Linked DNA regions of Homo sapiens: region 2 is linked to region 1. Evidence: read pairs that join two places in POLR2A ChIA-PET (ENCODE). Cell type or tissue: HepG2. All regions are shown on one strand. Each heading gives the region's core, and the rest is flanking DNA. Links, peaks and the distances in the headings are about the cores only. Region 1 overlaps TMEM217B (transmembrane protein 217B). Region 2 overlaps RNF8 (ring finger protein 8).

What was found. ChIA-PET counts read pairs that join two places held together with the same protein. Peaks named below come from ENCODE experiments on the same cell type or tissue, not always from the same donor. Only the 100,000 strongest peaks of a DNase experiment are listed, where the experiment ranks them.
Region 2: POLR2A ChIA-PET joins it to region 1 with 6 read pairs; 1 of 35 experiments calls an interaction of 5 or more read pairs at or near these places.

The regions. Positions count from the first base shown.
Region 1 is chr6:37,242,051-37,247,429 of GRCh38, reverse strand. All of the region lies in intron 1 of TMEM217B (transmembrane protein 217B), which reads left to right. The region is part of intron 1 of TMEM217 (transmembrane protein 217); the gene reads left to right. Among named protein-coding and RNA genes, the nearest start is that of TBC1D22B, 13 kb to the left of the region's middle. In HepG2, for the core only: no CTCF peak of the experiment used is centred there; DNase peaks (open chromatin) are centred at 2,469, 4,529 and 4,859; H3K4me3 peaks cover 660 bases.
Region 2 is chr6:37,366,937-37,372,315 of GRCh38, reverse strand. RNF8 (ring finger protein 8) reads right to left here. Exons shown (of 8, transcript NM_003958.4): 3 at 3,098-3,832; 4 at 742-804. Among named protein-coding and RNA genes, the nearest start is that of RNF8, 16 kb to the right of the region's middle. RefSeq lists a silencer at 2,109-2,403 and an enhancer at 3,007-4,206. In HepG2, for the core only: no CTCF peak of the experiment used is centred there; DNase peaks (open chromatin) are centred at 2,245, 2,735 and 5,235.

The DNA of each region.
Region 1 (5,379 bases), core at 86-5,085:
GCAACAGAGCGAGACTCCATCTCAAAAAAAAAAAAAAAAAGTAAAAAAGTTCGCCCTTTATTGACTGCCTTCCTTCCCCTATATCACTTCTACCTCTTTCCCCACTCGTGTTTCTGTCACCTCCAAATAAACTACTTGGACTCAAATCCTTGTCTCAGGGTCAGCTTCTTGGAGAATCCAAACTAAAATTAACCATAAGTAGCTCTACATGGTAAGACCAAAGAGTACAAGGAATGGTGTGCAGGGACAAAAGATACTGCAGCAGGGGTCTATCATAGTAGACTTCTAAGGCCATATAAGTCTTATGTTACCTTTTCCTCTAGGCAATGGGACATTCATTGCCAGTTTAAGCTGGGACATGACATGACCAGATCTGCATTGTAGAAGGACCACTCTAGTCACATATCTATTAAATGGCTTCTGCTACACTTAGAATGAAATCCAAACTCCTAACCATGCCTGATAGGTACTGCGGGACCCGGCACCTGGCTGTCTCCCCATCTTCTGAGAATTTTTTTTTTTTTTTTGAGACAGAGTCTTGCTCTGTTGCCCAGGCTAGAACGCAGTGGCACAATCATGGCTCACTGCGGCCTTGACCTCCCATGCTCAAGCAGTCCTTCCACCTGAACCTCCTGAATAGCTGGGATCATAGCATGTGCCACCACATCAGCTAATTTTTAAAATTATTTTGTAGAGATAGGGTCTCACTATGTTGCCCAGGCTAGTCTCAAACTCCTGAGCTCAAGTGATCCTCCCGCCTCAGCCTCCCAAAGTGCCGGGGTTACAGACGTGAACCACCATGCCCAGCCTGAGAAATGTCTATTTAATTTGGCAATTGTGAGTTGACCCTAATGGCACAGCAGGGTCAGAAGCCAGATGAAGAGTAGAAGTAGACCAGATTATTGTCAGTTTTTCACTCCCTCTTGCAGTGCATGAGAGTAGATGGAGTATATTTCCCTGCAAGACTTCTGGCCAGTGGAATGTGAGCAAAAGTAACAGTTTGCCTCAAGAAGTATCATATGTTTCCACTCCCATGCCTGCACTATGAGAAGAGCATGCCCTGGGGAGCTACTGGCCCAAGGAAGATAACAGACATGTGGGAGCAGACAAAAATCCAGACTGAAGCCTGGAACCCACTCCAGGCAACCTTCAGCCTGAAGCTTGAATAAGAAAAATAGATGCTTGTGGTTTTAAGCCACTGAATTTTGCATCATTGTTGTGGCAAAAGCTGATTACTGCAGGAGAGAATTAGAGGAGAAGTAGAAGAGAAAAGTGAGCCAAGAATACGCTTTCAAGAAACTTAGCTGTCAAGAAAATGAGAGCCTGTTGGCCGGGCGCAGTGGCTCACGCCTGTAATCCCAGCACTTTGGGAGGCCGAGGCAGGTGGATCACTTGAGGTCAAGAGTTCGAGACCAGCCTGACCAACATGGAGAAACCCCTTCTCTACTAAAAAAAATACAGAATTAGCCGGGCTTGGTGGTGCACGCCTGTGATTACAGCTACTCGGGAGGCTGAGGCAGGAGAATCGCTTGAACCCGGGAGGCAGAGGTTGCGGTGAGCCAAAATTGCGCCATTGCACTCCAGCCTGGGCAACAAGAGCAAAACTCCCTCTCAAAAAAAAAAAAGAAAGAAAGAAAGAAAGAAAAGAAAAGAAAATGAGAGGCTAGTAGATCTCCTCCTCCATCTCCTCCTCCTCCTCGTCCTCCTCCTGCTCTTCCTCCTCCTCCTCCTCCTGCTCCTCCTCTTCCTTATTGTCACTGTTGTTCTGTGTTGGTGTTTTTGCTGCCCATGATATAAATCCCTTTCCCACATACGGAGAATTTCCCACTCTATGAAACTCATTGGGAAGCAGAGCCCACCTCCTAGTATTATAGCTGAAAATGCCAGCTACTTATTTTCCCAACCTTCCTGTGAACTAAGTCATGGCACATGTTGTGGGCTCTGCTAATAAAATGCACCCACTCTAGACTTCGAATCGGGAGGAGTTTGTGATGCAAAGAAGCAGAAGCAGCACAGAATCCATTCCACTAATGGGCAATGCCAGCATGGCAGCAACCCCCAGTTTGGGAGAATAGCTGTGGCAACAGCAACATTCAGGATCTGGTGCTGAGCCTCTCAGTGTACCTATGGAGTCAAATGCTCATTAGCAGCAGTGGCAGTGTCTTCAGTGACCCAGCTCTGTGTTATGATGTTGGGGCTACCTACCGCCCTGTAAGGAAAAACCTCTGAACATAGTATGGTAGATTGGTTGCATTCACGATCTTAATTCTTCACTGGAGGATCTCATCTTGTTGGACTTCCTCATTCTGACTGGGCTCACCCTTTTGACTTACTTTGGTCAATGGGATGTTAGTAAACATTACCCAAGCCATGGCTTGCAAAGCACTTGTGTGATTGGCTTGCTGTCACTGTTGCTCTCTGCCATTGCCATGAGAACATGTCTAGGCTAGCCTGCTGGATGATGAAAAACATGTGGAACTAGGCCAAGTCTCCCTAAGTTATCCCAGCTGAGGCCATCCTAGTTCAGCCAACAGCCAGTTGAGCCTTTGACGTATGAATTAGCTGAGCCAAAATCAACAAAATTGCCTGGCCAACCAACAGTTGACCTCAGACACTTGAGCGAGTCCAGCTGAGATCAGCTCAGCTCAGCCCAGCCCAGCCCCAGATAAACTGAACCTCACAAACTTGTGTATTAAATACATGTCCATTGTTACATGCCATTGTGGTTTTATGGTTGTTTATGTGATGTTATTGTGACAATATACGGCCAACACACATATGATTCTCCAGATTTCTCCACAAGTCTATGAGCCATGGTTTTTCTGCTTAAATCAGCCAAGAGTTGGCACTTGTTGCTTGCTCTGACTTACACAGAGAAAGACTGAAAGTAAATTAGAGAGAAACATGGGGTCAAGGGAGAAGTTGAGGTAGACGAGACTTCAACATGTTTATAGGCCAAGGATTGGAGGCAGTTGTATTTGTTAGGCTATAAGTGTAGCTGGAAAATAATAGTGCTTTAGACACAATAGAAGTTTACGGTTTTTCTCCCTCATGTGAAAGAAGTTTACAGTTTTTCTCCCATAGGGGTTTCAGCCTCTGGTGAAACTGCCTTTGCAAAACTACGACAGTAAGAGAAATCTGACACAGTTGACTCCTTCTTGCTTCTAACCTCCAGATTCTCCTTGTTCATTCCTATGCATAAGCCAAACTTTGGAAAGAATTTAGTTTACATTTTAACCTTAAAGCAAAGATGACAATAGCCCTTCCCAAAACTAAACCACCTTTGTAAAACTAATAAAAGTCCACAAGGTTAGGATTATGAGAGGGGCCTGAGTTCTACTAAAATGTAGGTGGAGTTAAATGATAACCAGCCACTGTTCCAGAGGTCACAAAATTTGTAACTTCCCCAGTTCCCCTGTAGATAACATCACTACTGTAGAACCTAAGATTGGCCTTTTGAGACGTCTTTTCAGACTTGCATTTCTGAGGACTGGCTGACTCCATGTGGGCTCCTGGCTCCTGACTGAACCGGTCCTGTGCACCCCCCCATCCAGAGGCAGACTCAGCACACAAGGAGTTTTCCACATCCTTATGATGGCATTCCCCACCAGTCAGCACCACCCATTCCCTAGTCCTCTGCTCACCAAACTATCCTCGAAAAACCCTAGCCAGGTGTGGTGGTGCATGCCTGTAATCCCAGCTAGTTGGGATGCTGAGGCAGGAGAATCGCTTGAACCCAGGAGGCGGAGGTTGCAGTGAGCCGAGATCATGCCATTGCACTCCAGCCTGGGCAACAAGAGAGAAACTCTGTCTCAAAAAACAAAACAAAACAAAACCCTAACCTCTGAGCCTTTGGGGAGATTGATTTGAGTAATAACTCCATATCCCATATGATATGGCCAGCCTCATATCAATTAAACTCTTTCTTTACTGCAGTGTCATGGTCTCAGTGAATTGGTTTTGTCTGTGTAGCAGGCAGGAAGAACCCACTGGGCAATTACACTGGGAAGAAGGACAGGGAGAACATGACCTTTCTCTTCAATACCTGGTGGTTTCCTCCATTTTTTTCCCCCTTTCAATCCATTCTCAGGACTTGGTCACATGACCACACTCAGCTGCACAGAAAGCTGGAAAACGTAAACCTTATTCTGGCCAACCGAATTTATAACTAAACGCCCTGTTTCAGAGTGGAAGAAGGGGCAAACAGAGAGTAATAGCCCTTGCCAAATTAAAGAAGATGGAATAATTAATGGGACAACATCTCCGTGGTGGACTTTATTAGTTATTTCCTTCCATATTCTTTTTTAAGGGGGCTCTTTTTTTTGTAGGGGCAGGGCAACTGTGTTCACAGTGTGGGCATAAATCATAATTTACCTAAACAAGTTATGGCGATCCCATTCAACTTTGCCAGAAACTTGCTTTCCCAGCCTCTCCTGCAGCTACATGTGCCATGTGACCCAGTTCTGACCAATGAGCCATGAGAAGAAGACTGCTAGGGGTTTTCTGGGAAATGTTTTACTTCCTATGAAAGAGACAAACATGGAAGAGAGCTTACTGGCACACTCCTGCCTGGGATACTGGTGTGAGTCACTGGGGCAGTCAGCTTATGACCACAAAAGTAAGGCCAAAGGAATTACAGATGCCAACCTAGAGCCCTGACACCTTTTTAAGGATCTGAATACCTTGAGAGATGAGCAGGTGAAGAAGGGGAGAAAAAATATTTGAGGAAGTGGGAGTATTAGATACATGAGAAGGAATGCTTAGCAATACCCCTGGAAAGTTGGGTCCCAGTCAGATCATGAGGGCTTTGTATGAAGTAGTGTGATTTACTGTCAGAATTACCTCATTCCAAGCTGGGGCTGGTTTCCCTGTTTGTCAGCTGATTCACCACCAAAGCATGACAGGCTTTTCTCTTTGTAGGCTTAAGAAGACTGCCCATCTCTTCCCCACTCAGAGAGTTAAAGAACTTTTGTTTTGGAAAATCTAGGCTCTTAAAGGCAAAGAAAAGATCTAGATGATATGGATGAGTAGGGAGTGCTGATTTGAAAAGTTGAGGGTGAATAGAATGGTTCCCAGCTTTCTACAGCATGTGGAATTTCCTTCCCTTGGGGGGAATAGAGAGGTACAGGTTCTGCCCACCGTGGGGGCCTGTGTTTGACTCTCTCCCAGACCCCAGAGTGGCAGAATGTTTGATGGGTTAGCTGAGTGGACACTTGGCTGGGGACTGAGCTCTAAGCCATAGTCTCCAGGGCTATGAGCAGTGGGACCACTGAAGTCTGGACATCAAGCCCTTCACAGTGACCACACTGTCTTGAAGTCTAGAACTCTTCCCTCAGATTCCAAGATTGGGTGAACTCAGGGGGTTCTATGTGACTCCAT
Region 2 (5,379 bases), core at 302-5,301, 120 kb before region 1:
AGTAGGTTTACGATAAAAGGATAAATTCCCCTGAACAAATTCCTATGTGATTTGCTCACTCTTTCCAATGAGATTTGAACCATCCTGACTAAATGGCACTAAACTACTAATCATAATACATAAAAGGTAGAAGACATAGTAGGTTTTAAAGATGCAAAAGAGCACACAAAAAAATAATCAAATGAGAGTAGTCAGGTTAAATTAAATAAATTACAGGCAATCTTTTAGGAGAATTTTAGTCCTGTTGAGCTTTACCTTTTCAATAAATTGATATGTGTTGTTGATTGTTAAACTGCACATTCTCAACCTGGCCTAAAATGCTTAACTGGAACATTCCCCAATTGTTTCTGGTTGGCTACAGCTCAGGAACATTGCGGTAACAGAGGCCTTCACGGGCCCTGGTGGCCAAGTCATACCTCACATTTTCCCTCTGCTGCCCTCACCTTTCTAGAAGTGGAGCCACTTCCCCAGAGAGCCTCTTAACTGCTAAAGCTCCATTCCATCTTCACCAGAGCAACTTCTGCTCAGACAAAGATGTAAGTTTTCATGCTGAGGTCTGGCATGTTTGTAAGGCTCCAAATCTCTGATCTGATGGTGTGAGCAGCTGCCACCTGCTCTGTTTACAGACTGGGGATGCCACAGAGGTATGGGCTAAGCAGCAGAGGCAGCCAGTGGTCATGTGATGCCTGTTTGCTCCCCACTCCACAGCCCACTATAATCTTAGTACTATGGCAAAGTTACCTCCTGCAGAGCCTGGGCCAGCTGTTGCTTCAGGTCCTTTTCTCCTTGGGCTATCTCCAAACCCTGCAAAGCCAAAACAAAATGGAAGGTTTCTCTGCAGGGAAAAGAAAAAAAGGAACACAATCCAGCAACAAGCAGAGCAGACCAGCTAGTATGAGCATCTGGAAACAACAGGGGTGAGGGAGCAGGTGGAAAATCTCCTGTTTTACTTCAAGCTGTTGGCAGTAAAGAATTTGAGCAGTTATCTGCTCAAATACTGCACACTTCAGGACTGTCGGCTTTAAGCCACCAATTGGGTTGTTCTGGAAATACTATGGCCTAACAGTCCAAGCCTCCTTCATGGACTAACGCCATGATTCCCAAAAGGATGTAAACTGAGAACTTCTGAGCCCCCAAATACCTAAACTCAGATGTAATTCCCAGTGCTGGCACTCACAACATCTAGCATGCTTCTTTTCCCTCTACTCTGGCCATCTTGTCTCTCATTCTGAGTCTTTACCACTTCAGTTTATACACTGCTCCTCTGCTCCTCCTCTCTCCTTGCCTGAGCTTATGCTGTATTTCCTCATCAGCCCCCTCCAATGTGGAAGCTTTCCAGGTGATCATTAACCTATATGTCCAGCACCTTCCAAAAGAACTTCTGGGCCCTTCTGTCCTTAAGAATTACCTACCCATTTAATATGCCAACTTGAAATTGTTCTCTAATTTACTATATTGACTGAAAACTATTCTCTGATTATATCGTGTGCAGGAAACATCTTGCCTCCTCAACAAGATAAATTCCTTAATGGCAAAAACCATTTGGTAAGCATCTTTATAACCACTAGAATTCCCTAGTACCAGGCAATTTGAGTACTTAAAAAAAAAAAAAAAGTGTGAAGGAGCAAGGGTTTAATGAGCTTCTAAACCAGCAGTAGGGGATAGGATAAATCCTCAGGGCTTGGTGGGCAGAGGGAGATGCAGCTGATAAACAAGGGACTAGATACACTTCACTATGAGCATCATATACACAACCAACTCATACCCAGAGAAATTCTCTAAACCAATCCTTTCGCCTTTAACATTTTGGTACAGAAAAAGATTTTGCAGCTATACCTTGAGGCATGTCCAGAGCAGCCACAAATATTAAGCAACAGTAACTTGTTCCTGAACATATTAGCCTTTACAGAGAGTTCTGTCCTGGTGAAGGTGTGATATACTAAACACGTAGACATAAACCACCCTCTATTAATTTCAAGAACTAGTCTAGGCTGGATAAGGGAAGCAAAAAGGTACACATAAGTAAGCAGTGTATACTCTCAAAAGACCTATTTAATCCATGGCCTTTGCTAATACTGTCAGTTCAAGGGGATGGCAGAGATCAGAATGAAATTTATAAATTGCTCAGAAATAAGCCAACACTACCCCTGGCTGTTCCTTACCCTGAGCAACCCAAACAAAAAGCTTATTCACTTTAGTTGTGACTGGTCCGTCTGAGTTCTAAGTCAACAATGGGGAATTCTTGACATTCAATATTATCTGAGCAACTGGGTGGGAGCAAAATATGTGGTTCCTGCCAGATAGGAAATGACATTTTGAGCAGGGACAGGATCTGCTCTAGCCTAAAGCTTTGTGCAAGAGCTTGTCATCTAAGCAAATGACTGAGGGATGGAAATACATTTGGTCTTACCTTTATACAGCTAAGACAGTCATTATTTTACCTTCCTACTATAGGCACTGTGGAAGGTGGTTTATCATTCAACCCAACAATGCAGTCATGGTGCATCTGTCCCATCACATGCTGGCTGCTCAAAATAGAAACAAAAACATTTTCTGCCTTTTTAGCCCCTCACCTCCTGGCTTAGCTACAGAGTTAACTAACCTTTATAGCTAACAAACTGTCAGGTACCAGGGCAGAGGAACCAGCTGACCTGTACCTGCCCTGAGACTAAGTGATTTGGCCTTGGCCACAGAGCAAAGATACACAAGTCTTGAAGACAACTATTGATTCAATTGGACTATACTGTGGTTTTGTGGCATGTTGACCTTCACCTAACTTCCCCCTGAATTCATGTTGGTTCTGAGTTGCCTCAGCTTTGCCTCCTGGGATGAGTTATGCCCTGGCTGGCTCTGCTGGTCACTTTACCCTATCTTGGCACTCTAACTCTGGCTCCTGATCTCATCAGCATGCTGAAGCCTTAACCCTCTACTCAATCCCCTTCCCTTATCTCAAAAGTTTACTGTTCCCATTCCATTTCCTGTCTTTGGTGCTCAGAATTTGGTACCTGGCCCAGAAACTGAGAACTCTGGCCAGAGACTCATGAAGTGCCTGCCCCACCCCTGAAGACCACTCTTGCCCTTCCCTTCTGTGTGGTACCTGAAGATGCTGTTCCTCTTCCTGGAAAGTCTTCTCTAGTTGCTCCACTCTTGCCTGCTGCTGAGCCTGCTCTGCACACAGCTGGGACTGTAAGTCCTGAAGTTCCTGCTCCATTTGCACAACTTTCTTTGAGTTCCCCTTTTGGGTCTGCTTTTTCACATTCATAACGGCTTCATGTTTTTCCTGCATCTGTATTTTGAGCCTCAGAATCCTGGACATGGTCACCTTAAACATCTGTAAGCTTCTCTGAGATGCTGAAGAGTTTGAGGCTTTCTGCTCATGATGAACCTCTGTGACTTTGGGGAAGCCAGGGTAAATGGGAGCCCCTGTGGTCTTACTTGGCTCAAGGGCAGTCAACTTAGGATCCAAATTGTCAGAGGGTGTACTGGCCACTTCACCTTTCCCCTGTGATTTCACTGGCTGACCAGATTCACAAGACACTTTATTTATTTTGGATTTCAAATTTGAGGGGCCTTCAGCTCCAGGACCTGCTAATTCATCCAAACTGAATTTCCTTTTAGTTCTCAATTCCTTATTTTTTTCTATCATTTGGTCATTCTTTGGGGAAAGACAAGGATATATTGTCTCCCAGTCTTCTTCAGTAACTTCATATTCATACTCCGCATTCTCCTTATTTTCCAGAGGCACTCCAAGTTGGATGTAGTCTCCCTGATGAATGGAATAGACCCTTAAAGGTTCCAGACGCGCTCTGTTCAGCCAAACACCATTTAGACTCTGGGGAAAGTGAAAGAAAGAAGAAATAAGCTTCATGATTTTCGTCTTCTTAAAGGAATCTCTCTCCTGCTGCTGTAAAATCTTCTGCCTTTTCAGAAGGAAAACTCTTGATAACAAATAGAAAAGAAAGATTCATAAACGACCATCCTTAGAAACAGCATTCGTCAAGCAGTGCTTTGGCTTTTTACCTATATTTCACATTCATGCCTCCACAGAGAACTGCCATATAACAGGCAGGAATCACCTTATTATTGGTGGATAATTTACTCAAACACATGGAATAGCATTAAAGGAAACTGAAATTGGATAGCTCCTATTAACCTAAACTGGAGCAATGTCCCAAAACTAGAAAAAATGCTATTAGTGAAGAAAGCAGTAGCTAAGGGTGAGGTCCATGAAGTAGTTTCAAATGCTATCTCTGGATGTGGTTCCTTAACGCACTGGTAAGCAAGCAAGCACACATAAACCAAAAAAAAGAGAGTACTATATCTGGTACTGGGGTCAAATGGCAGGTAGGATCTGACCCAATTAATATCAACAGGGGTATATGGGCAATACAGGATAGCGGTTAAGAGCTGGAGCTCTGGACTCAGATGTGGGTTCATAGTCTGCATAGCATTTGGCAATTTACTTAACCTCTCCATGCCTCAGTTTTGTCTGCAGAACAGGGATGGTACAGTACCTACCTCACACTGTTCCAGTGAGGAATGAATAAGATAATGCATGTAAATCACTTAGCACAATGACTCACATAGAATAAATGCTTAATAAATATTTACTGTCTGGGAGTGGCAGCTTACATCTGTAATCTCAGCACTTTGAGAGGCCGAGGTGTGCGGATCACTTGAGGCCAGGAGTTCAAGACCACCCTGGCCAACACAGTGAGACCACCTCTCTACTAAAAATACAAAAATTAGCCAGGTGTGGTGGTGGGTGCCTGTAATCCCAGCTACTTGGGAGGCCAAGGCATGAGAATTACTAGAACCCAGGCGGCAGAGGATGCCGTGAGCCAAGATTGCATCACTGCACTCCAGCCTGGGTGACAGAGCGAGACTCTGTCTCCAAAATAAATAAAATAAAATAAAAATTTACTTTTATGGTTTTAATGAAGTCATAGTATTGAGGTTAAGAGCACAGATCCTGGAGTCAGACTGCCTGGGTTTGTAATGTGGCTCTATCATTTAGCAGCTGGGTGATGTTGGCCAGGTTTCTTGACCTCTTTATGGCCCAGTTACTGCACTGATAAAATGGAGGAAAATAAGTCTCTCCCTCATGGTGTCTGTGTGGATTTAATGAGATAACATATGGCAAGTATTTAGACAGTGCCTGGGCATCGTATTACGTAAGTGTTCACTACTATTACTATGCCTTGGTTCAACTGATTCATCAACAATCATTTCAACTCTATGCTCAATGTCACGCAAGGTAAATATATTGAGTGAAAAGGACATGAAAGCTTTCAGCAGCTGATGGTGGAAAAGACAACACAAGGGCACAAATGAGCAAATGTGGGATTACATGGCATAGCCTGTAAATGCAAAGGAATA